Linked DNA regions of Homo sapiens: all the other regions are linked to region 1. A link is an interaction called in ENCODE POLR2A ChIA-PET data of the cell type or tissue named here. Cell type or tissue: CD4-positive, alpha-beta T cell. All regions are shown on one strand.

What was found. Peaks named below come from ENCODE experiments on the same cell type or tissue, not always from the same donor. Only the 100,000 strongest peaks of a DNase experiment are listed, where the experiment ranks them.
Region 2: POLR2A ChIA-PET joins it to region 1 with 10 read pairs; 16 of 35 experiments call an interaction of 5 or more read pairs at or near these places.
Region 3: POLR2A ChIA-PET joins it to region 1 with 20 read pairs; 17 of 35 experiments call an interaction of 5 or more read pairs at or near these places.
Region 4: POLR2A ChIA-PET joins it to region 1 with 24 read pairs; 15 of 35 experiments call an interaction of 5 or more read pairs at or near these places.
Region 5: POLR2A ChIA-PET joins it to region 1 with 18 read pairs; 17 of 35 experiments call an interaction of 5 or more read pairs at or near these places.
Region 6: POLR2A ChIA-PET joins it to region 1 with 11 read pairs; 22 of 35 experiments call an interaction of 5 or more read pairs at or near these places.
Region 7: POLR2A ChIA-PET joins it to region 1 with 26 read pairs; 16 of 35 experiments call an interaction of 5 or more read pairs at or near these places.

Annotation. Positions count from the first base shown.
Region 1 is chr17:77,330,035-77,334,034 of GRCh38, reverse strand. All of the region lies in intron 2 of SEPTIN9 (septin 9), which reads right to left. Among named protein-coding and RNA genes, the nearest start is that of SEPTIN9-DT, 50 kb to the right of the region's middle. RefSeq lists enhancers at 3,005-3,580, 3,581-4,000. In CD4-positive, alpha-beta T cell, CTCF peaks have their summits at 2,234 and 2,441 (motif pointing left); DNase peaks (open chromatin) are centred at 864, 1,314, 1,734, 2,414 and 2 weaker places; H3K4me3 peaks cover 1,542 bases; H3K27ac peaks cover 1,745 bases.
Region 2 is chr17:77,475,320-77,479,319 of GRCh38, reverse strand. The region is part of intron 3 of SEPTIN9 (septin 9); the gene reads right to left. Among named protein-coding and RNA genes, the nearest start is that of MIR4316, 80 kb to the right of the region's middle. RefSeq lists an enhancer at 3,459-4,000. In CD4-positive, alpha-beta T cell, no CTCF peak of the experiment used is centred here; DNase peaks (open chromatin) are centred at 1,785 and 2,591; H3K4me3 peaks cover 174 bases; H3K27ac peaks cover 1,997 bases.
Region 3 is chr17:77,454,671-77,458,670 of GRCh38, reverse strand. The region is part of intron 3 of SEPTIN9 (septin 9); the gene reads right to left. It overlaps LOC105371903 (a long non-coding RNA gene), which reads left to right. Exons shown (of 3, transcript XR_934990.3): 3 at 1-2,133. Among named protein-coding and RNA genes, the nearest start is that of MIR4316, 60 kb to the right of the region's middle. RefSeq lists enhancers at 1,104-1,183, 608-1,222, 1,223-1,836, 2,486-3,392, 3,393-4,000. In CD4-positive, alpha-beta T cell, no CTCF peak of the experiment used is centred here; DNase peaks (open chromatin) are centred at 220, 1,250, 2,280, 3,066 and 1 weaker place; H3K4me3 peaks cover 4,000 bases; H3K27ac peaks cover 4,000 bases.
Region 4 is chr17:77,388,601-77,392,600 of GRCh38, reverse strand. All of the region lies in intron 2 of SEPTIN9 (septin 9), which reads right to left. LOC124904062 (a long non-coding RNA gene) reads left to right here and starts at 3,849. Exons shown (of 2, transcript XR_007065918.1): 1 at 3,849-4,000. RefSeq lists enhancers at 1-264, 265-994, 2,456-3,186. In CD4-positive, alpha-beta T cell, no CTCF peak of the experiment used is centred here; DNase peaks (open chromatin) are centred at 460, 2,330 and 3,150; H3K4me3 peaks cover 2,164 bases; H3K27ac peaks cover 2,890 bases.
Region 5 is chr17:77,403,333-77,407,332 of GRCh38, reverse strand. The region is part of intron 3 of SEPTIN9 (septin 9); the gene reads right to left. Among named protein-coding and RNA genes, the nearest start is that of MIR4316, 8.3 kb to the right of the region's middle. RefSeq lists a silencer at 1,120-1,239 and an enhancer at 2,110-2,159. In CD4-positive, alpha-beta T cell, no CTCF peak of the experiment used is centred here; DNase peaks (open chromatin) are centred at 1,252 and 2,302; H3K4me3 peaks cover 2,784 bases; H3K27ac peaks cover 3,994 bases.
Region 6 is chr17:77,459,975-77,463,974 of GRCh38, reverse strand. The region is part of intron 3 of SEPTIN9 (septin 9); the gene reads right to left. It overlaps LOC105371903 (a long non-coding RNA gene), which reads left to right and starts at 3,083. Exons shown (of 3, transcript XR_934990.3): 1 at 3,083-3,128; 2 at 3,593-3,652; 3 at 3,754-4,000. RefSeq lists enhancers at 1,389-1,588, 2,229-2,288, 2,309-2,428, 2,841-3,454, 3,455-4,000. In CD4-positive, alpha-beta T cell, no CTCF peak of the experiment used is centred here; DNase peaks (open chromatin) are centred at 1,714 and 3,734; H3K4me3 peaks cover 3,136 bases; H3K27ac peaks cover 3,600 bases.
Region 7 is chr17:77,380,338-77,384,337 of GRCh38, reverse strand. The region is part of intron 2 of SEPTIN9 (septin 9); the gene reads right to left. Among named protein-coding and RNA genes, the nearest start is that of MIR4316, 15 kb to the left of the region's middle. RefSeq lists enhancers at 716-1,253, 1,254-1,791. In CD4-positive, alpha-beta T cell, a CTCF peak has its summit at 1,731; a DNase peak (open chromatin) is centred at 1,647; H3K4me3 peaks cover 1,029 bases; H3K27ac peaks cover 1,638 bases.

The sequences.
Region 1 (4,000 bases):
AAGAGCAGAAGCCTGTAGCTGGGGAACAAGGTGTTCATTCTTTCAAGCATTATAAAATGAAGGCTTCAGAAATCACTCGATCTTGAAACAACATAATTTTAAAAAGAAGTAAGACGTGGACAGATAATTTTACAAAGGAAAATACGTAAATGACCAACAAGGATCTTGGAAAATTGTGCGACCTCATAAGTCACCAAGAAAATACAAAATAAAAGCTTTAAAAAAAAATGAAGTTTGGAACAACTGAATAAACACATAAAACGACAACAAAATGAACCCTGACCCTCTACCTCACACCATATGCAAAAGTTAATTCATAAAAGCTATATAACTCTAAGCCTTCTAAAGGAAAACATAAATATCTTTGCAATTTGGCAGGGTAGGCAAAGGTTTCTTACAAAGAACACAGAGAGAGAACCACAAAGAAAGGAGTTTGTTAAATTAGACTTCATAAAAATTAAAGTGACACACTTTTGCTTATTGGAAAATACCACTAAGAAAATGAACAGGCCGGGCATGGTGGCTCATGCCTGTAAAACCGGCTCTTGGGGAGGCAGAGGCAGGAGGACAGCTTGAGCCCAGGAGTTTCAGACCTGCTTGGGCAATACAGCGAGACCTTGTTCTTGAAAAAGGAAAGAAAATGAACAGGCAAGCCACAGACTGGAATAAAATATTTGTAAAACACGTATCTGACAAAAGATCAGTATCCAGAAGAAAAAGTCAAGCAACCCAATTTTAAAATGAGCAACAGATTTGAAAAGACATTTCACAAAGGAAAAATATATGAAGAGCCAATCATGAAAATGTGCTCAACCGCATTAGTCATCAGGCCAAAGCAAATTAAAGCCATAATGAGATGATACCACTACACGCCCACCAGAATGACTAAGATTTCACAGAGTGACAGCACCAAATGTTGGCCAGGATGTGGAGCAACTAGAACTCGTATCCATTGCTGGTGGGAGTGTGAAATGGAAGGGCCACTTTGGGAAAAGATCTGGCAGTTTCTTATAAAACTAAATGTATACCTACCCTATACCTACTCTAGGTGTTTCTACAGAATAAATGAACGCCCATATGCACAGAAAAACTTGTACAAGAAGAACCAGCGTAACAGGTTTACTCATAAGAGCCTCCAGATGGAAACAGCCAGGGGTCTTTCAACAAGAGAATGACTAAAAACCCACAGAATGTTCACACAGTGGACGTTACTCAGCAATAAAACAGAACAAATCGCTGGCACCTGCAGCAACATGGGTAGCTCTAAGAAACACTCAAACTGGCAAAATTATTTCGTGGTGGAAAAAAAGCACAATTGTGGTTGCCCTGGGGAAGGTGGGGACTGTGATGCACCTGGAGGGGCATGAGGAACTTACTGGGGTGATAGTGATGTTCTATGTTCTGGTCAGGCTGGGATACACGTGGATACCTTTGTTAAAATTCAAAGAACGGAACGTTTCACACCTGTGCATCTCAGGGTATATACATTTTACTTCAAAGAAAAACAAAAATAATCACAGACAAATGCCGGACTCTAGTTAATGAAATGCAAACTGAGGTGTTGACAGGATGTTGTGTGCTGATTTCTGCAGCTTATTTTAAGTGCATCAAAACCAGCGTGGATGCTGGTGGCCAGAGGGATTTGTGGTGAAGCAAACAGCAAAATGGTTGCTGTGGAATCTAGGTGGTAGGTGCATGGGTGTTTACTTTAGAATCTTTCATGGTTTCTTTTTTGTGGTTTTGTTTTGTTTTGTTTTTGAGACAGGGTTTTGTTCTGTCGCCCAGGCTGGAGTGCATTGGCACAATCCCAGCTCACTGCAGCCTCAACCTCCCAGGTTCAAGCAATCCTCTCACCTCAACCTTCCGAGTAGCTGGGACTCCAAGCCTGCACCACCATGCCTGACTAATTTTTTGTATCCTTTATAGAGATGGGATCTCACTATATTGCCCGGGCTGGTCTTGAACTCCTGGGCTCAAGTGATCCTCCTACCTCAACCTCCCAAAGTGCTGGGATTACAGTCATGAGCCACCACACTCAGCCCTCTTTCATCTTTTCTATGTTTGAAAAGTTTTACGGCAAAAAGTTGGAAAAATGTAAAAAAGATTGAAACCTATCAACCAAAAATAGGAAAAATAAAATAAAAGAGATGGCAGGAGACCACCCCCTTTCCCCCTAACTCAGCTTCCAACCCTCCCTTTCCCCGCCCAGTTAGGACAGGAACCCCAAGGGCTCGGGCCCCCCGTGCCTGTGCGGGGAAGGAGGCACCCCCGTGCCTGTGCGGGGGCTGGTCATCTGCCCTCCGGTGCATTCTCTGCACTCCACTTCCCCTCGCCCGCAGTGAGCAGTCACAGTTGGCGGAAACTACACCCAGGCAGCCTCTGCCCACAAATTCAGTGAAAATGCAAACCCCGCAGGAGCTGGACTCTCGAGAGCTTGCGGCGCCACCTGCTGGAGGAAAGGCTTTCTGCACCCGAGTTCCTCTCCCCTTCCTCGCTGCCACCCGCCTCCCTGCCCAGGCTGGGCGGGTCCCCTCTCTGCAATCTCGGGGCACTGGTGCACGGGAAATGCCCAGTGCTTCATAACCTCCCCCCACCCACACCTCAACATCCAGTCCTCAGTGGACACCGCCCCCGCTCGACAAACATATCACACAGGCACAGTCCAAGACCACCCATTCCAGGAGGAGCATAAGCCCCAGTGCCCATCACCCCAGCCTCTTCCTCTCTCCCTCTGACGCAGTGACATAGGCCCAGGACACTGAAGACCCTTGACTTTATAAACATGCTGAAGTCAATCATTCTGAAGCTGTAGTTTTTATTATTATTATTATTTTTTATTTTTTGTAAAGACAAAGCCTTGCTATGTTGCCCAGCCTGGTCTGGAACTCCTGGATTCAATTGATTCTCCTGCCTCGGCCTCCCAAAGTTCTGGGATTGCAGGTGTGAGCCACTGTACCCAGCCTGAAGCCGTAGTTCTTTAATTATTGTCAACAGCAATACCCATCCCTCTGTGAGCAGCAGGGCCTGCTGGCATGGCTGACAGCCCTGCATCACTGCATCGAATCTGCTGCCTGGGACTCCAGGTGAGCTCCGATTCCCAGCTGGAGGGACAAGCTGTGTGGGGCTGGGCAGGGTGAATTGCGGGAGACCAAGCCCAGACTGAGGGCCACAAGCCACATGAGCACTGGGGCCAGGCAGGGACAGTGAAGGAGACAGTGCAACTCTGAGGAAAGACAACGCCACAGAATGGAGAGGCCCAGGCCCGGGGTTCCCTTCTGCTGCCGGACAGGCATGCCTGTGCCTCTCCCCCAGTCCCCGTGATGGTCAAGCCATGTGCTCTCTGAGAGGCAAGCGAGGCTCCTGACAGCAGGCTTTAGGCTTTAACCAAATTGTCTGTTCTGCAGGGTGAGCTGCACAGGTGCCCCCACTCCCGACTTCTTTGAATCCCTGTTGTCTCCAAGTCCTACCCATCCTTTCCAGGTGAACAGAAACACTGCCCAGGGGAGAACGGAGGAAGAATCCAGGAAAGGCTGCCCGAGAGCCTGGCTGAGTCCACGCCATCGCCAAGAGCAGCGCCAAAACTCAGGAGCTGGTGAGATTATGGCTCAGGGCCCACATCAACATGAGGGGGTGTCAGTCCCATGATCAATGAGTCCCTGTCTCACCACCTCCTGCCATCCACACCTTGAGGGCCACAGCCAGCACGTGAATTGGAGCTGGCTCCCGGCACCTTCCTTCCTACACCAGCTCCACAATGTGAGGTGGGGGCCCGCCCCCAGAGGCACCCGGAGCAGCAGGTGCTCCAAGAGGGGGAAGTCCCCCCGAAGCCCTCTCTCACCCACGGCACAGGACGCAGAGGGGACAGAGCATCAGGAACACCCAGCGATCACAGGGGTCTGTCCCGAAGGAGAGGAGGCAGGAGGCAGGGAGAGTGGCTGGGAGGCTAGTCTTGGAGTGTCCACCCCCCATTCCGAGGGAGAGGAAGGAAGCAGAAGGTGAG
Region 2 (4,000 bases), 150 kb before region 1:
ACACTTTCATCCTGGCCCCAGGACACCATGGTGCTCAGACAGCTGGAAACAATGGTAAAGATCACCCACTCCATTGTCTGTGACCACGACACCGTCCGAGGCCTGCGCTGCTCAGCGTGGTAGCCACTGGCCACGTGACTTTTCCTTTTAATTGTCATAACGTTTGCCACGGTCACTATTTTGAAGTGTGCAGTCCAGTGGTGTTAAGTACATTCGCATTGTTGTGTAACAAATCTCCAGAACTTTTTCATCTTGTAAAACAAACTGTCCTCATTAAACAACTCCCCAGCCCCATCCCCCAAGCCTCTGGCAACCTCCATTCTGCTGTTTTTCTGAATCTGACTACTCTACGGACCTGGTATAAGTGGAATCCTACAGGATTGTCCTTTTGTGACCAAATTATTTCACTTAGCGTAATACCCGAAAGGTTCACCCTTGCTGTTGCAGGTATCCTAACTTCCTCTTTACGGCTGAGTCAAATTCCTTGTATGTTCCACCCTTTTTTTTTTTTTTTTTAGACAGAGTTTTGCTCTTGTTGCCCAGGCTGGAGTGCAATGGCGCGATCTCGGCTCACCGAAACCTCTGCCTCCCCAGGTTCAAGCAATTCTCCTGCCTCAGCCTCTCAAGTAGCTGGGATTACAGGCACCCGCCACCATGCCCGGCTAATTTTGTTTTAGTAGAGACGGGGTTTCTCCATGCTGGTCAGGCTGGTCTTGAACTTGTGACCTCAGATGATCCACCCGCCTCGGCCTCCCAAAGTGCTGAGATTACAGGCGTGAGCCACCACGCCCGGCCTGTCCCGCCTTTGATTTCTCCATTCATTTGACCGCGGGCATTCGGGTTGTTTCTACCCGCTGGCTACTGTGAACAGAGCCGCTATGAATGTGGGTGTACAAATATCTCTAGCTCTTTAAGATGCTGTGCATTCTTTTGAATCCACACCCAGAAGTGGAATTATGGGATGCTACGGTGGTTCTAGTTTTCGTTTTTTGAGGAATTGCCACAGTGTGTTCACAAGTGACTTCTGAGCACTTGACACTGAGCTAGTCCAACTGAGGAACGGAATTTCTATTTTTATTTAAATTTAAATAGCCACATTTCATAAATGGCAACTATACTGGATGGTACAGAATTCCAGTCCAACCTACTCTTTACTAATGGGGAAACTGAGGTCCATAGAGTGATTTTTTTTCCTGAAATGCCACTGTAAGTGGCCAGGCCAGCACAAGACCCTCACTGAATTTGGCAACCCTGAAATTTCACACTCCTGCTTGTATGATATGCGGTTAACACCTGTGACCCCCCCCAAAGACCGTGGGCTCCAGCAAGACGGCAGCTGCCCCGTTGAGATCCCCATCGCACCTCCAGGCCTCGCCCTGCTACGAACACGGTTGTGCAAGGATCTGTCTGGGTCCCTGCTTTCCATTCTTTCGGGTATCCAGACTAATTATCAGCAGTACCCACGTCGACTCTCAGAAAGGTTCTGATTTGGACAGTAACTGACACGTCACCCCACAGTCAAAGCAAAATGCAGAGCTTCCCTCCCGGCTCCGCAGCTGGGAGTCAGAGGCCTCAGGCTCTGGTTTCTGGCTCAAAGTGACTTTTTGCAAGTCTCTCCAGCCTGGCAAACAGGCCATGCACCTCCTGACCTCCCTCCCAGCTCCTGCTCTGCGAGCTCCTGGGTGCCCGAGGCTGTGGCTTACTCAGTGATATCCCCAGCTCCTAGTGCAGCCCGTGAGTAGCACAACACACCCGGCTCCAGAAATAACTAACACATCCGCCAACAGATGCGTGGAGAAACCCAACGTGCTGAGTCAACACAGCGGACTATTTCTCAGCCATAAAAAGGCACGAGCGTGCGCCAACACAGATGAACTCTGAAAACATTCCAACTGCAAGAAACCAAGCACAAAAAGTCACATCTTTTAGGGTTCTAGTCATATGTTCAGAATAAGTACATCTGTAGGGACAAAGCGCAGATTGGTGATTTCCAGGGGCTGGGGGAGGGGGAGTGACTGTGTACCGAGGATGGCGTTTCCTTTTGGGGTGAGGAAAACGTTCTGGAATTAGAGGTGATGCTTATAGAAGGTTGTGAAAAAATGCCACTCAACTGTGCTTTCTGAATCGGCGGATGGTGTAATATGGAAATTATATCCCCATGAGGACGGGAGAGGAAGGGAAAGAAGGGAAGGAGGGAGGGGGAAGGAAACAGGGAAGGAAGGAAAAAAGGGAGGGGAGGAGGGAGGGACGGAAGAAGGGAAAGAAGGCAGTCATTTCTAGTGGAGCTGGATTGAAGAGTCCAATGGGTGCAGCAAACCACTATGGCACTTGTATTCCTATGTAACAAACCTGCACGTTCTGCACATGTATCCCAGAATGTAAAGTAAAATAAAATAAAGAGTCCAGTGTTTTCCACAAGTGCCCAGGAGCCAGCTTTACAGCTCAGAGGACAGCTGAGGCCCAGAGGCCAACACTTAGGCCTGAGGTTCTCAAGTTGGTGTCGCCAGACCATGCCCCAGACAAACTCCCCCATCTTCTTGCAGCAAGGGTGTTTCTAGGGTGGCAGCCAGGCGGAGGTGTCAGGTGGCGGGAGACCTTGACAGTTTCTCTGCAGGTTCCCATTCTGAACCCAGGCCTTATGCCAGGGCCCCTCTGCCATTCACTGGCGCTGGTGGCAGTAGGTCACCGGTCCCGTGATGGGGACTGCCCCCAAATCTGCTCATCCTGGGGACCAGCTCCCTCCTCCCCGCAGGCGTCCACTGGGCCATCTTTTCTCCAGAGTTGCAGGTGGGTCTAAGGCAGGGATGAAAGGGCTGTAATCCACGCAGCCCTGAGCCAGCACCCTCTGGGAACATCTGCACTTAGTGACAAATTCTTACCCCAACCCCAGGACCTGCCGAGGATGAGGGAATCAGATTGCTGTCTGTGGCTGGGACGGGGGCTGTAGGATATCTGGCTGGGAGGCAGTGCCCAGAGAGGAGGCAGCTATTGGACATGACACACTTTAGGGGCACTCACACTCATCACAGCCCCAGGGCTGACCCTGGCCCACCTGGCCTGGTGCCGAGAGAGGGCTTGACACAGCAGGCTTGCAAAGCCTGACTTGGAAACCAAGACCCAGGGGCCGCCCTTCTCTGCCTACCCCTCCCTGTGTGTCATGCTGCCTGGTCTACGTCCCAGAAATGTCCACACAAGTCCCATCAGCCTTGCTGGCCAAATGCAGAGATGGTGCCGCTGGGGCAAGGGACCCTGAGCCACCGCCCAATGCCATTCCCAGCTCCAGGGGAGTGACAGCCGGGCCTGCACCCCAGGACAAAGTGCTCAGGGTCAAGTCAATGCCATTCCCCTGTCTTCCCCAAACCCAACCCACACCTGGCTCTCAGAGCACGGACCGAAATGGCCACATCCCCACACACCTTGTCTGTCACTGCCAATGGTGGCCAAGCAGAATGCAAGGTCATCCTCCTCCTGCCCACGGAGGCCTGTGAAGCCACTGACCAGGCCACGGCAGGGGAGCCGGTGGCACTCACCACACCCTGTCAGCCTTCCAGGCCCGTGTCCAGGAGAAAGCTGCCGGCATCTACAGCTGGTGCCCTTGCCCCGGCGAAGACTTCCTTGCCTCCATCCACCCCGGCCCAGCGTGGGCCCAGCAGTCTCCTTACTTTGCCTCGTAACAATGCACACTGGAGCAGCCTCCAGCTGCCCTCCCTCTGCAGGCTCCCCTGAATCCAGACCCTGGGGCCAGCACCCCTGCGGCAGCCCTACGGCCACCTGCAGGCCTTCCCAGAAACTTGAGCCCATGGGGGCACTTCAGGTCCTATAAACTAACAGATGCTCCCTGTCCCCCACAAAGGGGCTTCTTAAAGCTGAGTGAGTCCCTGATGCAGGCAATGCTAGGAGGACAGTGTCCGGCCAGGGCTGCTCCCTCCTCCTCTCCTATCTCCCTGGGTGCCTGCAAAGTCCTTCAGATCCCTGCTGAATCCTGGGGAAGCCCTGCCTC
Region 3 (4,000 bases), 120 kb before region 1:
CAGCTGGTAACACACAATTAGCACTTCTGTGTCCAGGTTCCGTGCTGAGCCTCTTCAGTTTCATCCCCGTTTGTCCTCAAAATGGTCCCTGACATGGTAACCATCATTATCCATTTTTCAGACAAAAGACCATAGCTCTAGGAGAGGAGGAATGGCAGGTCTGAGGCCACGTGGTTCGTAACAGGCAAATGGACCCGGCAGTCACTCTACCCTCGAGTGGGGCTCCTCCCTGTCTGCAGACCTCGCTGAGGTTTTAGAGCCTGGAGCCAGTGAGTCTCCACTGAGCACAAGGACAGCGGCGGTGCCGGGGCTGGAACAAGGCAGGGAGGGGCCTCCCAAATCACAGTCCTGGCTGTGGACCCACCTTGGGACCCCGCCCTGGCTGGGAACCTTGCTCCAGCCCACCCGGGACACCTTCCCACCCTGAGTCCTGCACTGGGCTGTGCACGGGGTCTGCTGAATGAGTGAGGGCAGGAGGGATGGTGAGCAGGGTGGAAAGCGACTATGGTGGGTAGGCTTCTGCTGGAAGCTTGAAACATTCCTGGCGAGCAGGAAAATACCAGGGGAAGAGGTTACAGCCCTCAGAAGGGCTCGCTGGGGACTGTCCTGCAGCCCTCTCATCGGGACAGGCAGAAAATCCAGCCCCCCTTCAGGGTGAGTCCAGGAAGCCTGTGGGGGCACAGGCTCTAGCTAGGGTGGCGCGTGGGTTTACCCAGGGGACGCTGCCGTGGCCCAGAGTTAGGTTAAACCTCATGTATTCTGTAAATAATTATTTATAATAAACAAGGCTTATTCACCCTCTAAGAAGAGTAAAACATTACAGGAGGCACTTTCTCACCAACTAAACACGTCATAGTGACTTCACTGCGTCACTGAGGGAGGGCACCAGGGTGCCCGGTCCAGAGTAAACTGTGGCCAGGGGGACGGGCACACTGCCAAATCGGCCAGACCTCCACCCCTGAAAATGTGGGCTAAATTCTCTTCAACAAGTTACAAGGAAATTCAGTGTGAACCCCATGTTTCCACCACTATCGGCTGTTCTGGAAGACTGGGAGGAGGGGTCTTGCCTTTTCTCCACTCTTGGTCACAGGGTTTGAGGCCACAACTTGGACTGGGACCCCAATCTCCTTCCTGGGGAAGAGGCTCATTCAGGGTGTCTGCCAAGGCCCAGCGCATAAACACGGAACTCGCTTAACGTCTGCTCCGGCACCTCTGGGCCTCCCACACTGGGTTCCCCTATCTGACCCCTCAAGCAGTGAGAGTGATGGGACATGGGGCGCCTCTAGGGGAGACTTGGGGAGATGGAGCAAGCTTCCCAGCCCAAGGTGAGGTCCCGAGGCATGGTCCATGCAGTGATGCTTCTCACGGGAGGCCTGAGGCATGACCAGGAGCTTGGAGACTCAGCAGAGGTCTGGGCATGGGACTCTCGGTACGCAGCCAGAGCGAGGGCCGAGGCTGTATGGATGCAAGCAGGTGACCCTGTGCCATCGGGTGCCATCTGTGCCGGGCCCTGTGCAGCCGTCCCCATCTCACTGAGCTTCAGGGAGGTGAGGCAACCATCCCAGGCACACAGCCCCGGGGGCAAAGGCTGGACCCAGGTGTGTCTGATTCCAGAATTCAAGAAGACAAGTAGAGGAGTCTGAGTCCCCTGAGACCGCAGTGATGGCTTAGTGCCTCAGGATGGCCAGGCTGGCTCCTGCAGCTTTAGTCAACCGTGCCCTCCTTCAGTCATCCAGGGTCCCAGCGCTGGTCCCTGAGACCTGGTACTGGCCATAGGGGCCCATCTCTGGCTGTGGACATCTAGTGCTGGTCACTGGGATCTGGTATTGGCCGTGGGGACTTGTCCTTGGCTGTGGGGACCCAGCGCTGGTCCCTGAGACCTGGTACTGGCCATGGGGACCCGTCCCTGGCTGTGGGTACCCGGTGCTGGTCCCTGAGATCTGGTACTGGCCATGGGGGCCCGTCCCTGGCTGTGGGTACCCGGTGCTGGTCCCTGAGACCTGGTACTGGCCATGGAGGCCTGTCCCTGGCTGTGGGTACCCGGTGCTGGTCCCTGAGATCTGGTACTGGCCGTGGGGGCCCATCCCTGGCTGCAGGGACTCAGTATTGTCTATGGGGTCTGTCCCTGGCTTCGGGGAGCCAGTAGTGCCTGTGGGGCCCATACCTGGTGGTGGGGACCTGGTGCTGGAGGATCCTGACAGCAAAACCACAGAGGCGACAGGTAACAGCAATCCATTAGCACAGCGTGTGGCCTGCCCTAGCCACGGCACCTTCCTCCACTCTGTGCCCTCTCACCACAAAGCCTAGTGCAGGTAACGAAGCCAAGAGGTGGAGAACCCGCAGGAGGACGCACACCACACCTGCTCCTCGTGTGGCGTCCCTGCACCCTGGGTGGCTGAGACCCCCTGCTCCTCCTCCAGGCCTCTCCGTGCCAGGTCTGCGCTGTTCTCCCTGGCCTCGGCTCCCACCCACCCGGCCCCCCAGCTACAGACAGCAGCGATTCTCCCTCCCACTCAATGGGGCCACTGTCCAGCCCATCATTAGTCTTCAGGGCTGGCAGATGACACCGGCCACGGGCAGTGTTTCCTCCGGCCCCAGCACACAAGGCACAAAAGACACCATCCTGCCCCAAGACCCTCCTAGTCACGTGGCGCATGGGAAGCGGTGCCGGGAATCTTCCAGGGCAGTCCCCTGCCCCGGGGGAGATCGTGTTCAAATCCCCGAGGAAATGCTGCTCTTTGGCCCTTTTTCTGAAAAACCCCCCAAGGAGACCTTGTGCGGAGCGTGCAGGGAGAATGGAGATTCTTGTGAGACTGTCTCGGGATAGCCTCACAGAAACCACAAACTATTTGGATAAAAGTTGAAAATCTGCGGTCACACAATGCTGACCATTCATTCAAACACTCGTTGAGCAAGCACCTATGACGTCTGGGAACTCAGGACGTGGATCGACAAGACACAATCCTCATGTCCGTTCTAGTGACAGAGAGAGAGACGGCACCATCAACCCCGCCCGCTGGGGGCCCCCTTGGAGGGGGCGTGCAGGTTCAGGGCTGAATCTGCCCAGTGGATGTGCCACCCACGTCTGCGTACCTCCTGGTCCTGTGGTGGCCCCTGGAACAAAGGCTGAGAGATAAAAGACAAGGATCTGGGGGAGGGAGGACGTCCATGCACATTCCACTGGGGACACCAGCAAGGATGACTGTTCAGTGACCATTCAGTGACCGAGTCACCTGGTGCTTGGAGCCTGGCACCCACAGAGCAGGGCGGGGGCAGCAGGCCCTGCCGGGGGCACAGGCCTGAGAAGGGAGTGCTGCCAGCCAGGCTCGACGGGACAGAGAGCGAAGGGCCCCCTTCCTGAAGGCCATGCAGAGGCCGGAGGTCAATGTCAGCAACTCCATCAACGTCAGTCCCCTGAGACCGACCCAGAGTTGGGGTTCCAAGAGCAGTCTTGGGCGCTCAGGAGCCAAGATCTCACAGAGGGTGTTCCCCACCCTTAGCTTAGGGAAAGTGACAAATCTGGAGTGCTTCTGCCCATGGTCCAACTACTGAACCCAAATGAATGCATTGACAAATCGCATTTAGTGTTATTTATAGGGAAAAGGGAGGGAAAAAAAAAAAAGAAAGAGAGCCAATCGCGTTTAGGCCGGCCGGCCAGGGGGAGGACAGATGGGCCATCACCTCTGCCACTTTTCAGGCCCTTTGCACTGACCCCCCACCCCCAGCAAAACCAAGGCCCAGCCCCTTCCCGCAGCCCCGGAGTCGGCTGGGATGAAGCAACTCCTGCAGGCAGATCATTAGGTCTACTGTGATGGTTCCAGCAGGGAACCCAGCTCAGGCCACAGCAGCTCAGGCGCCTGCAGAAGGCCCAGACCTCTGGGTGTTAAGCTCTCTCTTCCTGCACCCGCTCCGGGGCCCGGTGGGGTGGGCAGTGTGCGATTCCCAGGGTTGATGAAAGAGAGGAGGAAGAGGCTGAGCGGCGGCGAGTTTGAACAGCCAA
Region 4 (4,000 bases), 59 kb before region 1:
TAGCAGCTAAGACCCGCCTCCAGTGCCGGCCCAGTCCGCAGGAGGCCAGCTTGGTGGCCAAAGGTTACTGACTGCCCAGGCTTATCTGCACACGTGGCCCAATGACTGAGGTCTGGGACCTGGGGTCATCATCCACAGTACCTCTGGACAAGGAGGAAAAGAACCATTTCCACTAACCCCTGGATGGAGGTGCAGGGAGCGTCAATAGTATCCCTGAAAACTTCAAATGCACCAGGGGGGTCAGCACCCAGGGAAGAGCCACAGGAGGCCACTCTGATGGATTCTGATGACTATCTTTGCTCAAGTGTTAGGAGGAGGCTTCTTTCTCTCTGCCTCTGGCAACCCTGGGCCCAAGAAGTCCCAGGCACTCCGGAGGTCCTTCCTGCTCATCACAGCCCCACCCAAGAGGCCTGGCTCACTCTGCAATGATGATGTGAGAATGAGCAGGTCTGCCTAGTGCCAGAGCCTGTGGTTGGATTTTCGGCTGAGGCCAAGAGAAATAAACAAGCCTCCTCCTTCCCTCTGCACGCTACAGGAAGAGCAGCTCGCTGGCTGCAAGGGGACCCTCCACCCTGCCTATGGGGCACAGCAGCCCACAGCATTCCTTCCAGAAACGGAGCACTGGCAGGCCTGGGTCCCTGTAAGATGGAACACAAAGGGGTGGGCAGCTGACCTCAACAGCCAGCCCTTGGGATTCCAAACCTTCTCTTATCCCCCAACTTTGTGATGTTAATTTCTCCCTGGATAAAGCTCTCTAACAACCTGGCAAGCCAGCACCAGCTGAACCAGCCCCAGCTTGAACCAGCAGCTTTCCCCAGCCCAGCTACAGTCTCATCCCTCCAGAAGGGAAAAGAAGTCCTACGGATTCCTTTACAAGGAACCTCCAGAATCTGCTATGGTGTCCGCAGGGGACATTGGCACCAACTCTGGGTTTATTAAATGTAGTGGGTTCAACAGTGTCCCCCAAAACGATATGTCTTAAGTCCTAACTCCTGGAACCTGCGAACATGATCACATTTGGAAAACGGATCTTTGCAGATGTAATTAAGGTAAGGGTCTCAAGGTGAGATCATTCTGAATTTAGTGGGCCCTAAATCCAATGGTGAGCATCTTTATAAAAGACAGAAAAGGAGAAAGACACACAGACAGGGGGAGAAAGCCACGTGGAGACAGGGGCCAGAGATCAGAGATGATGGTGATGCGTCTGCAGGCCAAGGAACGCCAGGAATCTCCAGGAGCCGCCGGAAGCTATGTTTGTAAGCCCCCAGGTTGTGGCACTCTGTTACAGCAACCCCAGGATATAGACCCCAGGAACAGAACACAGAAAAGAAACGGGAGGAGGCCTAGAGCCTGCTGTGGCCACTCCAGCCATTCCATTCGACTCCCTCAGTGTCCCGTCAATTCTGAAGCCCCTTCTAGCCACTGAGTCACCGGTTCTGAAAAGGAGATATGGGTGTCCTGGAGCTGGTCTAGCCTGGCAGGAGGCAGCCTCGCCCCACTGCCCTCTCATCAGCCATCAGCTCACACAGGCCCTTCACAGTGGGCAAGTGCGTTGTTGCCCCAGCCTCCGCCGGCCCTTCTCCTGCTCGGTCCCATCAGCCGCAGAGCTTTCTGCTGTTGTCTCCTCTGGCTCAAGAGGCCCATACATCCAGCCTTCCTGGGACAAACCCAGCTCACATCTGTTGTCCCACCGTAGTCATTCAAGGGTCCCTTTCACTAACGTGTCCCCCAAGGGACAGTAAGTTATACGGTCGCCCTACCTGGGGCCAGAATTGTGCCCCACCAGAGCAAGGTCTTGGAGTAACCACACCCAGGGTCAGGGAGCCACCTGTTCAAGAACAGAAACGTGTGGCCGGGCGCGGCGGCTCACGCCTGTAATCCCAGCACTTTGGGAGGCAGAGGCGGGCAGATCACGAGGTCAGGAGATCGAGACCATCCTGGCTAACACAGTGAAACCCCGTCTCTACTAAAAACACAAAAAATTAGCCGGGCGTGGTGGCGGGCGCCTGTAGTCCCAGCTACTCGGGAGGCTGAGGCAGGAGAATGGCGTGAACCCGGGAGGCGGAGCTTGCAGCGAGCCGAGATCGCGCCACTGCACTCCAGCCTGGGCGACAGAGCGAGACTCCGTCTCAAAAAAAAAAAAAAAAAGCGAAATGTGCAGTTTTTTTTTTTTTTACCTCTGAAACATGAAGGGGAGGTGACTGCAGGCCTTCTGGGAAAGATTTCTCTACTCCTTTTTTTTTTTTTTTTTTTTAAGACGGAGTCTTGCTCTGTCGCCCAGGCTGCGGTGCAGTGGTGCCATCTCTGCTCACTGCAAGCTCCGCCTCCCGGGTTCATGCCATTCTCCTGCCTCCGCCTCCCGAGTAGCTGGGACTACGGGCGCCTGCCTGGGACAGCCACGTAGCAGCTTCTGCTTCAAGCCATCTCTCTTTACGCAGAGCAGAACCAGGACCACAGTAAAGGCTCCAGAGGAGGCCACCGCTCACAGGGCCTTGGGTCCTCTTCTTGAAAGGCAGCCCAGCCTCCAAGAGGGCAACAGCGACTGATCCGGGACGAAGGCCTCTCTGTGCCTGCTCCCGTCATCTACCGCGTGCCCCTGGTTCCGGCAGCCACAGGGTCATTCCAGGCGGACTTTAAAGTGGCGCTAAGTTGCTGGACTTCCTCTTTTCTTTACTAAATCAGCTATGGGAATGGGAGCACCTCTGGCACACTCTCAGATGTGCTGCACTGGTCTAGCGCTCCCCCCACCCCCGGGTTCTAAACCAGCTGCTGGCTGCTCCACTAGGAGCAGATTGAGGGGAAATGGGCGGAAGCCGCAGGGGAAGAGATGTGAGGCAGATAAAGAGGAAGAATTTCCTGGCTGGGGTGGGGCCGCCAGGGCCTGGGTGGGAGGGCCGCCCACCCTCCGTCCCTGGTGGAAGGCAGCAGAAGGGTGGGACGGATCTGTGTGGGAGGGTCTAGGTGTGGCCTGCCTGGGGGTAGGAGAGGGACCAGATGACCTTTCAGGTCTCCTTGGGTCAAAGACTCCCTGATAAATGGCTGTCGCTGAAGGCAGGAGCGAGGCCCTGGGAGGTGATTGACTTCGAAAAACCACAGGCTGCAGCTCTGAGGGCCTCAAAGGTTAAGTACGGAGTCCCCCAAAATGAGGCTTTCCTCAGCTTTAATCCACCCACGCCCTTTAGGTGGCCCCAGACACCCCGCCAGGGCCTCTCTGGCAGCTCTCCGTCCTCGATTCTGGAGACAGAGAAACGTGATGCTGGCTCCTGGTCTGCTCATAGCCCCCTCGTCCCCACCACAGGGTCGCCAGCCACCTCCTCAGCCTACCGCGTGCCCCTCCTTCCCCTCTACTTCCGACCCTCCAACAACAGCAGACTCTTCCCCAAACACTCCTTTGCCCAGACCCCGGGCTTCACGCATGCTGCTCTTAGAAATGCATCCCAGCTCCCTGCGAGGAGCCAGCAAGGCTGCTCGGTGCTTCTTCCCATGGATGGGAAGCTCTGCCGGGGACCAGGACCCGGACCTGGAGACCCTGAGGAGCGTGTTGGTCAGTGTCTGTTCTGAGGCCCGGGACAGAGCTGCCAGGCACAGGCAGCATCGGTGTGAGGGTCCAGCCTCCCGGACAAGCTCTCCCTTGTCTGTTCCCAGACCTGTCACTGCACACACAGGCGGTGACCATTCCTGATCTGCCTGGGCAGAGAAGCCACCCCTCCCTCCCTCCTCGTCTCATTGTCCATTAGGGGAAATGTTACAAGCACTTAAAAAATGCAAAAAAAAAAAAAAAAAAAAAAAAGCGCCTAACACCAGGGGCCACTTGGCCCAGGTGGAGCCTCCATTAATCACGGGGCTCTCTGTGTTGTGGCCCCAAGGCGGGCAGCCGATGGCCTCTGCCCGAGCCAATATGAGCTGCAGCCTAATTACAGGGGACGGTGACCCCAGGGAGCAGAGTTCAGGCTCCGGTCACAGCTGCACCCAGGAGCCAGCTGCTTCCCAGACCTGCAGA
Region 5 (4,000 bases), 73 kb before region 1:
TCACTTACTTGGTATCTTATGGGATTTTTTTTTTTTTTTTTTTTTTTTTTGAGACAGGGTCTCACTCTGTCTCCTAGGCTGGAGTGCAGTGGCACAATCTCAGCTCACCGCAGCCTCAACCTCCCATGCTTAGGTGGTCCTCCCACCTCAACCTCCCCAGTAGCTGGGACTACAAGCGCATGCTATCATGCCTGGCTAATTTTTTGTATTTTTTGTAAAGATAGGGTTTCTCTATGTTGCCCAGGCTAGTCCCAAACTCCTGGGCTCAAGCAATCTGCCTGCTTCGGCCTCCAAAGTGCTGGATTTACAGGCATGAGCCACTGCACCTGGCCCCTTATGGGATTCTTTATAAAAACCAAGACAGGCTGGGCACGGTGGCATGATCCCAGCACTTTGGGAGGTCAGGGAAGCTGAGGTGGGTGGGTCACGAGGTCAGGAGTTCGAGACCAGCCTGGCCTATATGGTGAAACCCCGTCTCTACTAAAAATACAAAAGTTAGCCAGGCGTGGTAGCCCACGCCTATAGTCCCAGCTACTCGGGAGGCTGAGGCAGAAGAATCGCTTGAACCTGGGAGGCAGAGGTTGCAGTAAGCTGAGATCATGCCACTGCACTCCAGCCTGGGTGATAGAGAGAGACTCCATCTCAAAAAACAAAAAACAAAAAAAAAACACAAAAAAAAACAAAGACAACAGCCCTACCCTCAGAATCTAGTGGGGGCATGAAAGGAATTTTGAAGACTATACAGCAAAACCTCAAGCATGGATATCGCTGGCTTACAGGTGAATTTTAGGTTCTTTCTCATTTCTGTACTTCCTGCATTTTAAAGAAAGGGTACTCGATTACTTTTTATGATCTGAAAAACTACTTTCACATTTAAAAAAAAAAGTCTAGCAGAGGAAAGAAAGTTTATACACAAATCATTTATATCCCAAGCCAAACACGAGGTATTTGGACCAGGTTTTGAGGGATGCATAGGAGTTCACCAAGGCAGTGATGTAAAGAGAAGCAGAGGTCAGGGTTCAGGAGGTCAGGGCAAAGGGGTTGTGAGGAAAGGTGTGAGAGACCAAGGGAAGACCAAAGCAGGAGAAGCTGGGAAGGAGAGAGGTGTGAGCTGAGCAGGAGAGTGAATCAACCGTGGAGGGGCCTATGGTGAGTGAGCAGAGAAGGCTCAGCACGGGAAGAGATCTCAGCAGTGCTGTGCTTTGGGGAAGTCAGTCTGGGAGCAATTCAGCTGGGGCCCCAGGAGACCCTGCCCTGCACCCACAGCTCTGGGGTGGAGACAAACCACAGCACAGATGCCCTCCCGCAGGCAGAAGCCAAGGGGCTGGGCGTCTGCTCAGAGGGCACGGAACTCCCTCCATGATTCCTTTCCCCATGGTGCCAGCTGGATCCCTGGTGCTCGGGGGACAGAGGGGCCGCAGAGATTGGTCAGAGCTGTGCATGTCGGGGCTCAGGGAACTCCCAGCCCAGCCCCACATGGAGGGGCAGAAGGGGATGGGCCTGAAGGAAAGATGGGCAGGAAGCTGAGTTGGAGAGAACTGGATCCGTGTCCAGAACGGTCGTGACACAGAGAGGGAGGACGGAGAAGCAAGCAGGTGGTGCCTCGGAGGAAGAACTAGTGGGGCTCAGGCCTGGGCCCCCCGAGAAGCCACTCCCATCGGATTTCAAGAGCACTCCTCCATTGGGAAGGCCCTGCCCTCGTCTGTCCCTGCATTTCCTCCACCTGGACTTGCTTAGGCCCTCAGGACTGTCAGCCCAGCCCACGGACCTCTCCACGTGAGCTGGACTCCCACCTGCACAGGTCCCTGTCCGTGGGTGGCCGGGTCTGGGATGCTGATGGTTTTCTCCCATGCCCCGGCTCCAACGTGTACATCCTATTCCATGGAGAAAGCCACCGTCCCCCCAGAGCGCCAGGTTCCTGGCAGCTCTGAACGCTGCTGCCTCCACGTGGCCTGCCTTTCTCTCCCCTTCCTGGCCTGATGAAATTGTACTTCCACTGCTGGGGAAGCTCCCTGGACACTCCTTGTGTCCCAGCCATCCTGCTCACGGCTCGGTGAGCTCCAGAAAGCAGAGCCCGCAGGTTGTGTCCCTGGGCCTGGCTCCCGGCACAGTCTCTGGCACAATTTAGGGGCTAAACTGTGTCTGCCCCTGGAGGAGAATGTTCTTGTACATCCCCATGGACATCCCCCTACCTGTCCCCCAGAGCCAGGACCACGTCCCTGTGCATCCAGCACCAGCCATCACCGAGATTTAGATGGCTCGGTGACAACCGCCTCCCCAGCCACATCCTGTTTGACTCAGCTGAGTGTGAACACATCAACCCAGGATGGGGGTGTATCCGGCACGTCAAACAAAGGTCCTGCACCAACAGAAGGCAGGGGAGGAAACAGCCTCCTGCCACTCTGCAAACTGCCCATGCCTTTGGCCTGACACCATGCCACCAGCAACCACTGTCACTGAGTCTGGGTGGCTGGGGCAGGGTGGCTCTTCAGAGTCAAGCTTAGAGAGATGGGAGAGGGAACACGGGACTCGCACACTGAGGGCCGGAAAGGACCTTCCAAGGCCCACTAGCCTCTGGCTACTCAGTGTGTTCCGATGCCCCCTCTGTAGGAAATGCAGAGTCCCAGGCCCCAGACCCGCCAAGACAAATGTGCACTCCACATGCCCATGAAAGCATGAGGAGCACTGGTCTCCCCCCAAACCCACACCCTCTCCAGGCCCCACATCCTCCCAGCCCCCAAGCCCACTGACCACTGGAGAACTCTCATTCAAAAAGAAAAACCAAAAAGGGGTTGGGTGGCTCATGCCTATAATCCCAACACTTTGGGAGGCCGAGGCAGGAGGCTCATTTGAACCCAGGAGTTTGAGACCAGCCTGGGCAACCTAGTGAGAACCTGTCTCTACAAAAAAAATTTAAAAATTAGCCAGGCATGGTGGCGCGCAACCTGTGGTCCTAGGTACTTGGGAGGCTGAGGCTGGGGAATCACTTGAGCCCAGGGGGCAGAGGTTGCAGTAAGCAGTGATCACACCACTGCACGCCAGCCTGGAGGACAGAGCAAGACCCTGTCTCAAAAAAGTCAAAGAAAAGTCAAAGAAGATGGAAAGAGGGACTTAGAGAGATGTGGAAGCAACCCAAGGGTCCACCGATGGAGGAACAGCTACACAACACAAGTGCATCGCACAACAGAATATTATTCAGCCTCTGAAAGGAAGGAAATTCTGCCCCATGCTACAGCACGACGGATGAACCTTTAGGACGTCATGCTGAGTGAAATGAGCCAGACACAAAATGGGCAGTTATTGTATTTTTCCACACACACAAGGTTCCTAGAGTGGTCAAATAAATTCATAATAAAGACAGAAAATAGAATGGTGGCTGCCAGCAGCTGGGGGAGGGGCATGGGGAGCTTGGTCTAACGGGGACGGAGCTCAGTTTGGGAGGATGAAAAGGGTACCGGAGATGGACAGCGGTGGCAGCTGCGCAACACCGTGAATGTACTGAATGCCGCTGAAACGTACACTGCAAAGTGGCTAAAATTGCACATTGTATGTTGTGTATTTCACCACGGTTAGAAATAAGAAGCAGCAGCTAAATCAAAAACCCAGACTGTGCTGTTTGTCCAACCTAAAGAAGGCTTACTGAGCATTACTGAGTTCTGATCCTGTGCCCAGAATCAGACCTGGCTCTTGAGGGGCTTCTAACCCAGCTGGCACCTTACTATAGCCCCATGGAGCCACGATCCCTGCTGGGGCCAGGGGGCACGCTTCTGAGAAGGGACCCAACCATGTCCCACAGCCTGGCATTTCCAAACAGGCCCTGTGTCCCACAGGACTGGCACCAATCCCCTGCCTGTAAGCTCCATGTCAGCACGGCTGTGGGCTTGAGCCCTCCCAGGACGCTGCTGGAGCCCCATGGCCTCTCTCCTCTCGCCAGAAGGGCACCCCCAAATAAAACCGTGTGCAGCTATCACACAGCCCCCTGGTCCAGGCACCCCTTCCC
Region 6 (4,000 bases), 130 kb before region 1:
ATCTTCAGCCAACAACTGATCAAGAACAATGTTAACATCACTTGTAGGAATGCTGTGTTCTCTAGGATTTGACATTTTCAGCGATCGAGAATTACTATTTTTTTTTAAATTTTATTTATTTATTTATTTTTTGAGATGGAATCTTGCTCTGTCGTCCAGGCTGGAATGCAATGGCGCGATCTCGGCTCACTGCAACCTCTGCCTCCCGGGTTCAAGCAATTCTCCGGCCTCGGCCTCCCAAGTAGCTGGGATTACAGGTGCCTACCACCACGCCTGGCTAATTTTTGTATTTTTAGTAGAGATGGGATTTCACCATGTTGGCCAGGCTGGTCTCCAACTCCTGGCCTCAGGTGATCAGCCTGCCTCAGCTTTCCCAAGTGCTAGGATTACAGGCATGAGCCACCACACCCAGCTGAGAATTACCATTTTTTTTTAAAGGAAATACCACTACTAAAAATGGAATGCTATAAACAGAATGATGTCTTTTGTTTCCAAAGTCGATATACTAGAGTGATGTGAAAATAATAATAAAAGCAAGATACTTCCCGGCAAATTTATCTTGGGGTGAACGCTGCAGCCACAAGCACTGCTGGTGAGTATTCTCGGGGCAAACAGGAAAAGGGTGCAATCAGGAGCCTGGGTAAAGCAGACTGTGTGCTCTGATGGGGGTGGGCCTCACCCGATCAGTTGAAGGCAACAGGGCTTGGAACGCACACTCCAAGATACAGTGCCTTGGCATAGTAAATATTTTCAGCTGAAGGAATTTAAGAAATGGCAGGTCCAAGAAGAACTCACTGACCTGCCCCTTCTCTGAAGTAGATCATAAGCCCCTCACGTAAGAGGTGCCCTCCCTACACCCAGCGGAAAGGAACAGCCTCATCTCCAGAGACAGAGGATCTGAGAGGGGCCCCAGTACACAGGTCTTGCCGAGACCCCCACGGGCTCACTGTTCAGCTCATCTTTTGTTGCTCTGTCACAGTTTCCCACGACTTTCCACTCTTCATCAAACCCAGCATAAAAACGCTCAGGCCTAGGCTAGGCACAGCAGCTCACACCTACAATCCCAGCACTTTGGAAGGCCAAGGTGGCCAGATCACTTGAGGTCAGGAGTTGAAGAACAGCCTGGCCAACATGGTAAAACCCCATCCCTACTAAAAATACAAAAATCAGCCGGGTGTGGTGGCACACGCCTGTAGTCGCAGCTACTTGGGAGGCTGAGGCATGAGAATGGCTTGAACCCAGGAGACAGAGGTTGCAGTGAGCAGAGATCATGCCACTGCACTCCAGCCTGGGCAAAAGACAAGCAAAAGAAATAAACAAAAAAACTGCTCAAAACAAGCAACAAACAAATTTAAAAAACAAGCAAAACAAATAAAAACTGTTCAGGCCTAGGCCGGGCACAGTGGCTCACACCTGTAACCCCAGCACTTTGGGAGGCCAAGGCAGGAGGATTGCTCGAGCCCAGGAGTTTGAGACCAGCCCGGGCAACATAGTGGGACCCTGTCTCTACAAAAAATAAAAAATTAGCCAGGCGGGGTGGCACATGCCTGTAGTCCCAGCTACTTGGGAGTCTGAGCTGGGACTTAAGAGTGGGTTCAGAGCAGCTCCCGGGGCCGGCAGCTGGGCCCCAGCTTGAGCCCAGGAAGTCAAGGCTGCAGTGAGCCGTGATCGGGCCACTGCTCTCCAGCCTGGACGTGCGACAGAGTGAGACTTTGTCTCAAAACAAAACAAAAACCGCTCAGGCTAACGGTTTCTCTGGGTCTTCATTTCCTTATGAAGGCTCGGTGTCAAGTAAAACTTACTTGAATTGTTATGCTTGTTTCCTGTTAATCTCTGTCAGTCTAATTTCCAGGGTCCCAGCCAATGAATCCAAAACCGATAGAAGGAAAGGGTTTTTTCTCAGATTTTGTTCTGATCAGGTCTTTGTAATTTTGTGACAAAGGCCTGAAGGTCTGAATAGGAGGACACAAGGCCTGAGTGAGAGAGAATTCTTCCCGCTTAACCGCCTTCAACCTGGAACATCAGATTTTTCCTGCTTCAGACTCAAACTGACACATGCGCTTTTCCTGGGTCTCGGGACTGGAACGACGCCATTGGCTCTCCTGGGTCTTGGGCCTTCAGGTGGACACCAGAGCCGCAACATGGGCTCTCCCGTGTCTCCAGCCTGCTGATTTACTCTGCCAATCTTGGCACTTGCCAACCTCTGTAATGAGGTGAGCCAACTCCTCATAATAATAAATCTCTTTATCTAAACACACGTACACACCTTCTATTGGTTCTGTTTCTCTGGATGACCCTAATACAATCACTTTGTGAATACAGCAAAACCATTGAACTGTAGATTTTAAAAAGGTCAACGTCACAGTATGTGAATTCTATCTCCATAAAGCTATCACTTAAACAGCAACAAGAAGCTGGTGAGCCCTGTGCACTCCTCTGCAAACAAGAGCAGGGACAGCGTCGTCCTTGCCCTCGGATGTCCCCAGCCTCCAGCCCGAGTCTAGGAACATCTTTCATGTGTCCCCTCCTTCAATTCTGTAGCCCAAGGGTGGGGGCGGTCCTCAGCCTGGTACCTTCTCTGCAGCTCCTCACCCTCTCCTCACACCAGCCAATGGACACAGAGGTCCCCCCATGGATTTTTATTTTTATTTATTTATTTTTATTTTTTTGAGACAGAGTCTCACTCTGTCGTCCAGGCTGGAGTGCAGTGGTGTGATCTCGGCTCACTGCAACCTCCGCCTCCTGGATTTGAGTGATTCTCCTGCCTCAGCCTCCCGAGTAACTGGGATTACAGGCACGTGCCACCACACCCAGCCAATTTTTTGTATTTTTACTAGAGGTAGGGTTTCTCCATGTTGGCCAGGCTGGTCTCGAACTCCTGACTTCAGGTGATCCACCCGCCTCAGCCTCCCAAAGTGCTGGGATTAGAGGTGTGAGCCACCAAGCCCAGCCTCCCCACAGATTTTTAAAAGGGCCCTGGGTAACACAGACTGGGATCTGCTAAGTCACTAAATGACCCTTTTAAATAAAGAAGGAAGTCATAAACCTCCACTTAAAAGGAGTGGGGGATGGCAACAGAAACACAGCCAGTCAGAAGCCGGAAGGGTCTCACTCAACTCATCCCCAAGGTCTCTGGGCAGAAGGGACAAGGGAAAACCTGCCTCCCAAACACCCCACTCGGCACCCCACTCCCCGGATGCAAGATGCAGCTGTGCATAGCGGCAGCAGTGAGGACCCTGGCCTGGCAGGCCCCCACATCCCTTGCTGAGGGCTCCAGGGGCCAGGGCTGCTCAACAGGACCAAGAGGAAATGACCACAGGAGCCCCCAGCTGCTGGGGGTGGCCCCCGCGGTTTCCTGGGCCATTTCTGGTGAACCCACTCCAAATCTGGAAGAGGCCCAAGCCCTCTCGCTCCCCGTATCCCAAACCCCAGCCACGCCAGCCAGGAGCCTTGGGGGATGAGAAAAAATTCAATTAAGCCCCACTGTGCTGGGTGACATAGGACCCAGAAGGAGAGGGGCCCCTGGACTGCTCAAGTTTAATGATAACTTCAGCAGCTGGGTCCCCAAGTTAATTAGCTCTTTCCTCCCCAGCAGTCCTCGGGGAGCACCACGGTGAGCTGTGAGGAGCCAGCCCAGCACGGCACACACAACGTAGGGGCCTTCCCGCACTCCCACTCCACAAACACCAGGGCCCCTCGGGGGACCAGCCTCCCATCCCTGAGTCATTTCTCCCCCACCGCTCTCTCAACAAGGAACAGAGAAGGAGCTTCTACTGCTTAACCAGATGTAGAAACTGACGCACGCACAGAGAGGTCACGTGTGATATGGTTTGGACGTTGTCCCCTCCAAATCTCATGCTGAAATGTGATCCCTGATGTTGGAGGTAAGGCCTGGGGGGGGTGGGGCTTGGGTCATGGGGGTGGATCCCTCATGGATGGTTTGGTGCCCTCCCCACGGTCACAAAGTCCGGGAGATCTGATTGCTATAGAGTCTGGGAGG
Region 7 (4,000 bases), 50 kb before region 1:
AGTCGCCGTGTGCTGGGCACTGCTGAGGACAAAGGCCTGAATGACAAGCGGGAACAAAGTCACAAGGTCCCAAAACCTGCCCGAGGTCCCACAGTCAGGGCCTCGGAAATCCATGAAAAAAGCCAGTTTAATACCCTGCCACGGAACACAGGCAGGAGAGGGAGCAGCCCCCAGCCAGCCCCCAGCCAGCCTCCCGCCAGCCTCTTTGCGAATCACCCCACTCCGGGTCACAGTCAGGGCAGCCGCCGCCTTCCTCCCTGCTCGACAGCCCTTGAGGGCAGGAGCCAGCTTGCCCATCATTGTCCCCTCTCCACTAGGGCCTGGCACCCTGCCTGGCATGTAGTAGAAGCCTAAGAAGGGCTCACTGTGTTCATTCTGCAATAGTCAATGTGTATGAGTGCTTACCATACCTGAAGACAGTGATTTACTCTTGTCCCCATTGCACAGATGGGAAACTGAGGCACTGAGAGGCTGATGACTCCCCCACATTGCCGTGTGGGCAAGGGCAAGGCCAGATGTGAGCCGGCACGCTGGGCCATCGCGCCCTCTGCCTACACTCCGCCCTGGGCCTGGGAAGGCTACCCTCGGAGATCCCCACGATGCTGACACCTCGCTCAGCCCCTCCGTGCACCCTCTCCCACGCCTCCCAGCCACCCAAAGTACCAGCCAGGTAGCACTGTTATTCTGGTTTTGCAAACTCAGTCATTGAGTGGAAGAGCAGCCAGGCTGAAGTGGGGCAGAGGCAGCCCCCGTCAGACCCCAGGGTCGGGACCCTCAGCCATCCCCACTCTCCAAGGACTAGTAGACAGAGATTTCCATCGTGCTCAGCCAGGGGCCAGGGAACAGGTCTCCACAGTGGGGGAGTGATGGATGGATGCAGGTGCGGACTGGGAGGACCCGGGCCGGCCTTCCAGCGCTGGAGCCTCAGCAGCCCAATCTACCTTGTTGGGCTCTCGTGGGGATTAAAAGACACCTTGTATACAAAGTACCAGCCCAGGGCCTGGCACCTAGGAGGTGCTCAATTAAAGGAAATGGTTATGAAAAATAACAAGGAGAAGCTCAGTCACAGGAGGTGCCTGTGGGTAAGGAGAGAACAGCTGGAAGGGCCTGGACTTGGGTCAGAGACAAAGAATGCAAGAGGGAGGGAGGGAGAGAAGGAGGGAGGGAGAGAAAGAGGGAGGGAAAGAAAGAGGGAGGGAGAGAGGGAGGGTAGGGCAGGCAACAGCTGGCTCCAGGGCAGCTGTGTGCAGGAGCCTGCTTCATCATTTAAATATTAGGAGAGATGTAAATATTTGAGTGAGGTCCTCCCAGCCTGGCCTTGCTGTGGCCACAGCCAGGGCTGGAGAAAGAGTTCCTCCCTCACCAGGGTCTCCGTTCTGTGCCCCCTACCCCAGCTGTCCCAAGATTCCATGTTTCCGGGCCAGGAGTAGGGGTCTGAGAGCAGCAACCAGGCAGGGCAGCGGGGCTAGGGAGGGACCCCGCCTTTGCTTCCACCCTCCTCCCTCGCCTTTGCCTCCACCCTCCTCCCTCTGCACAGTACTGGGCCTGCAAAGGTGCGAATGAAGGATCTCCTCCCCCACCCGACCCCAAGGGGCCCAGGCGGCCAAGGGTTTCTTTTGTAGTTTAGAAAAAAAAGCAAAGCAGCCCTTTCTGAGGTTTTCTGGTGGAGGCCCAGGGTTTAAAGCTCGCTGCTACAAACCTGCAGCTCCCTCTGCCTCTCCAACAGTGCCTCTCTCCCACCTGGGTTATTTCACCACCCTGGTCCCTCCCAGCCCTCCAGGCCTCCTGGGGAGGAGGACAGATGCAGAGCCTGGATCTCGTGCGCAGCAGGGCCCCTCCAATGCTGCGGTGCACCCCGCTTGGCTGCGGGAGCCTGTCTCATGCCATGACCTGTGCTGGCACCAACAGCCCTCTCCCCCACCTCCCACCTGAGTGCCGAGGGCAGCTGTGCCAGGCACAGACATACAGTCTTCCACACACACTATGAGTCTGCAGAAATGGCAAGAGAAGGCCGAGCGCAGTGGCTCACACCTGTAATCCCAGCACTTTGGGAAGCCAAGGTGGGCGGATCACCTGAGGTAAGGAGTTTGAGACCAGCCTGGCCAACAGGATGAAACCTTGTCTCTACTAAAAATACAAAAAATTAGCTGGGCGTGGTGGTGCGTGCCTGGAGTCTCAGCTACTCAGGAGGCTGAGGCAGGAGAATCGCTTGAACCCAGGAGGCGGAGGATGCAGTGAGCCGAGATCACGCCACTGCACTGCAGCCTGGGCAACAAGAGCGAAACTCTGTCTCAAAAAAAAAGAAAGAAAGAAAAAGAAAAAAAGAAAAGGAAAATGGCAAGAGAAGCTGGCCAGCATCACCTGCCTGGCAAACTCCTACCCCGGTCTCTGGTTAGGAAGCCTTCCTCCAGGAAGCCCTCCCGTTCTACCCCTTCTCCTGAGCCCATGCCTAGACCCCCAGTGCCTAGAACAGAGCTGGCCCTTGGGGTACCCATGGATGGCTGTTGGATAAACAAATAAGCCAACTGCCTCTCCCACCCCCAGCGATGCTCCTGGCCTGGCAGGGCATTCAGCAGTAATGCTCCTCGAGTGGATCCCAAGGAGCACCTCTCACCGTGCAGTCTGCACCAGGGATTCCAGCCCTTCATTTTAAACCAAAGGAAAAAACCCAACCCCAGCAAACATACAGAGCACTCCATTCCCTGACCTTTAATGGGGGGCAAGAGGCAGAGGACAGAGGAGAAGACCACCCCTCCAGGCCTGGTTTGGAGCCAAAAAGACTTGTATGCTCTTACTGTAGATAACATCGGTCTCTGGGGGACATAGGGCAGGGGCCTGGCCTGCCCCTCGCAGGGAAACTGCCCACCCACGTGGAAAGCGGGGCCAAGGGTCCCTGCTTGGAACCAGCTTCCTGCACATGGGGTGGGGGGTGGGGACAGAAGGAGATCCTGCCTGGACTGCATGGAAATCCACCAGACTGCTGGCTGTTGACCTGGCAGGAGCAGAGCCATCTCCATCTTTCAGGGCCCTGCCTGGGGGAGGGGAGAGGCTAGGTGGCTCTGTCCAGGCCACATTCCCCATGGCCAGGAATGCTCTCTTCCCACCAGAAAGAAAGATGAGACAGGTCCATCCTGAACCTCCTGGATACAGGAAGGGGGTCTATCTGTGGCCCAGGTGGCTCCCTCCCTCATACCCAAGGGGTCCCACAAGGAGGTGCCAGGACCCCCAGGCCCTGCCCCAGGGAACTGCTGCCTGCAAAGGCCACAGGTAGAGACAGCCAGGAATGTTCTTCATGCCACTGGCTATGGGTTGGAGGCTGCGAAACCAGGCACAGAATCAGAAAGACCTGCCACAGGCTGCAAAGGGCTCCAGAGAGCTCCAGCCCCTCAGAGGGGCAGCACTGTAGAAGGGGTGAGAAGGAAAAACCAGCTCCCAGGAACTGCCCATTCAGAGTCTACATAACACCCAGGTGGCACGAGACAACGGCCTACTCCCCACCCCACCCTTCCGCTGTCCCTCAAGACCTGAGTCCCTGGGGGTGCCCCTAGCAGACAGGGGGATGTGGGGTAACTGCCCCCCTCCAACTGTACACCTGGAGGCAACCTACACTCAGATGACCCCTCCGAGGCTGTGACCAGAGCTTGGGGCAGGGGAGGGGAAGCGGGTGGATGGGAAGGCGAGGGAGACTCTCCCAGGAAAGCCGCTCCAGGTGTCTGCAAGGCTCCATCGCCCACATCCAAGGCACAGGCTCCTGGCTTTGAGGACACAGGAAATTCGATGCCATGTGGGGAGGAGGGCACTGCAATGTATTTAAGGCCAGGCCCCTTGATTTTCTGGATATTGGACAAATGATGGCTTTCCCAGTTGGCCCAGAGATGCCAGGAGTGACAGAATGCCAAAGGCTGTAGGGGGATATTCAGAAATTTCCGAGAAAGAAGATGGACAAGGAAAAACAAAAAAATACGAGAAGCCCAGTAGAGTCTGAGCCCCGCATTCCCGG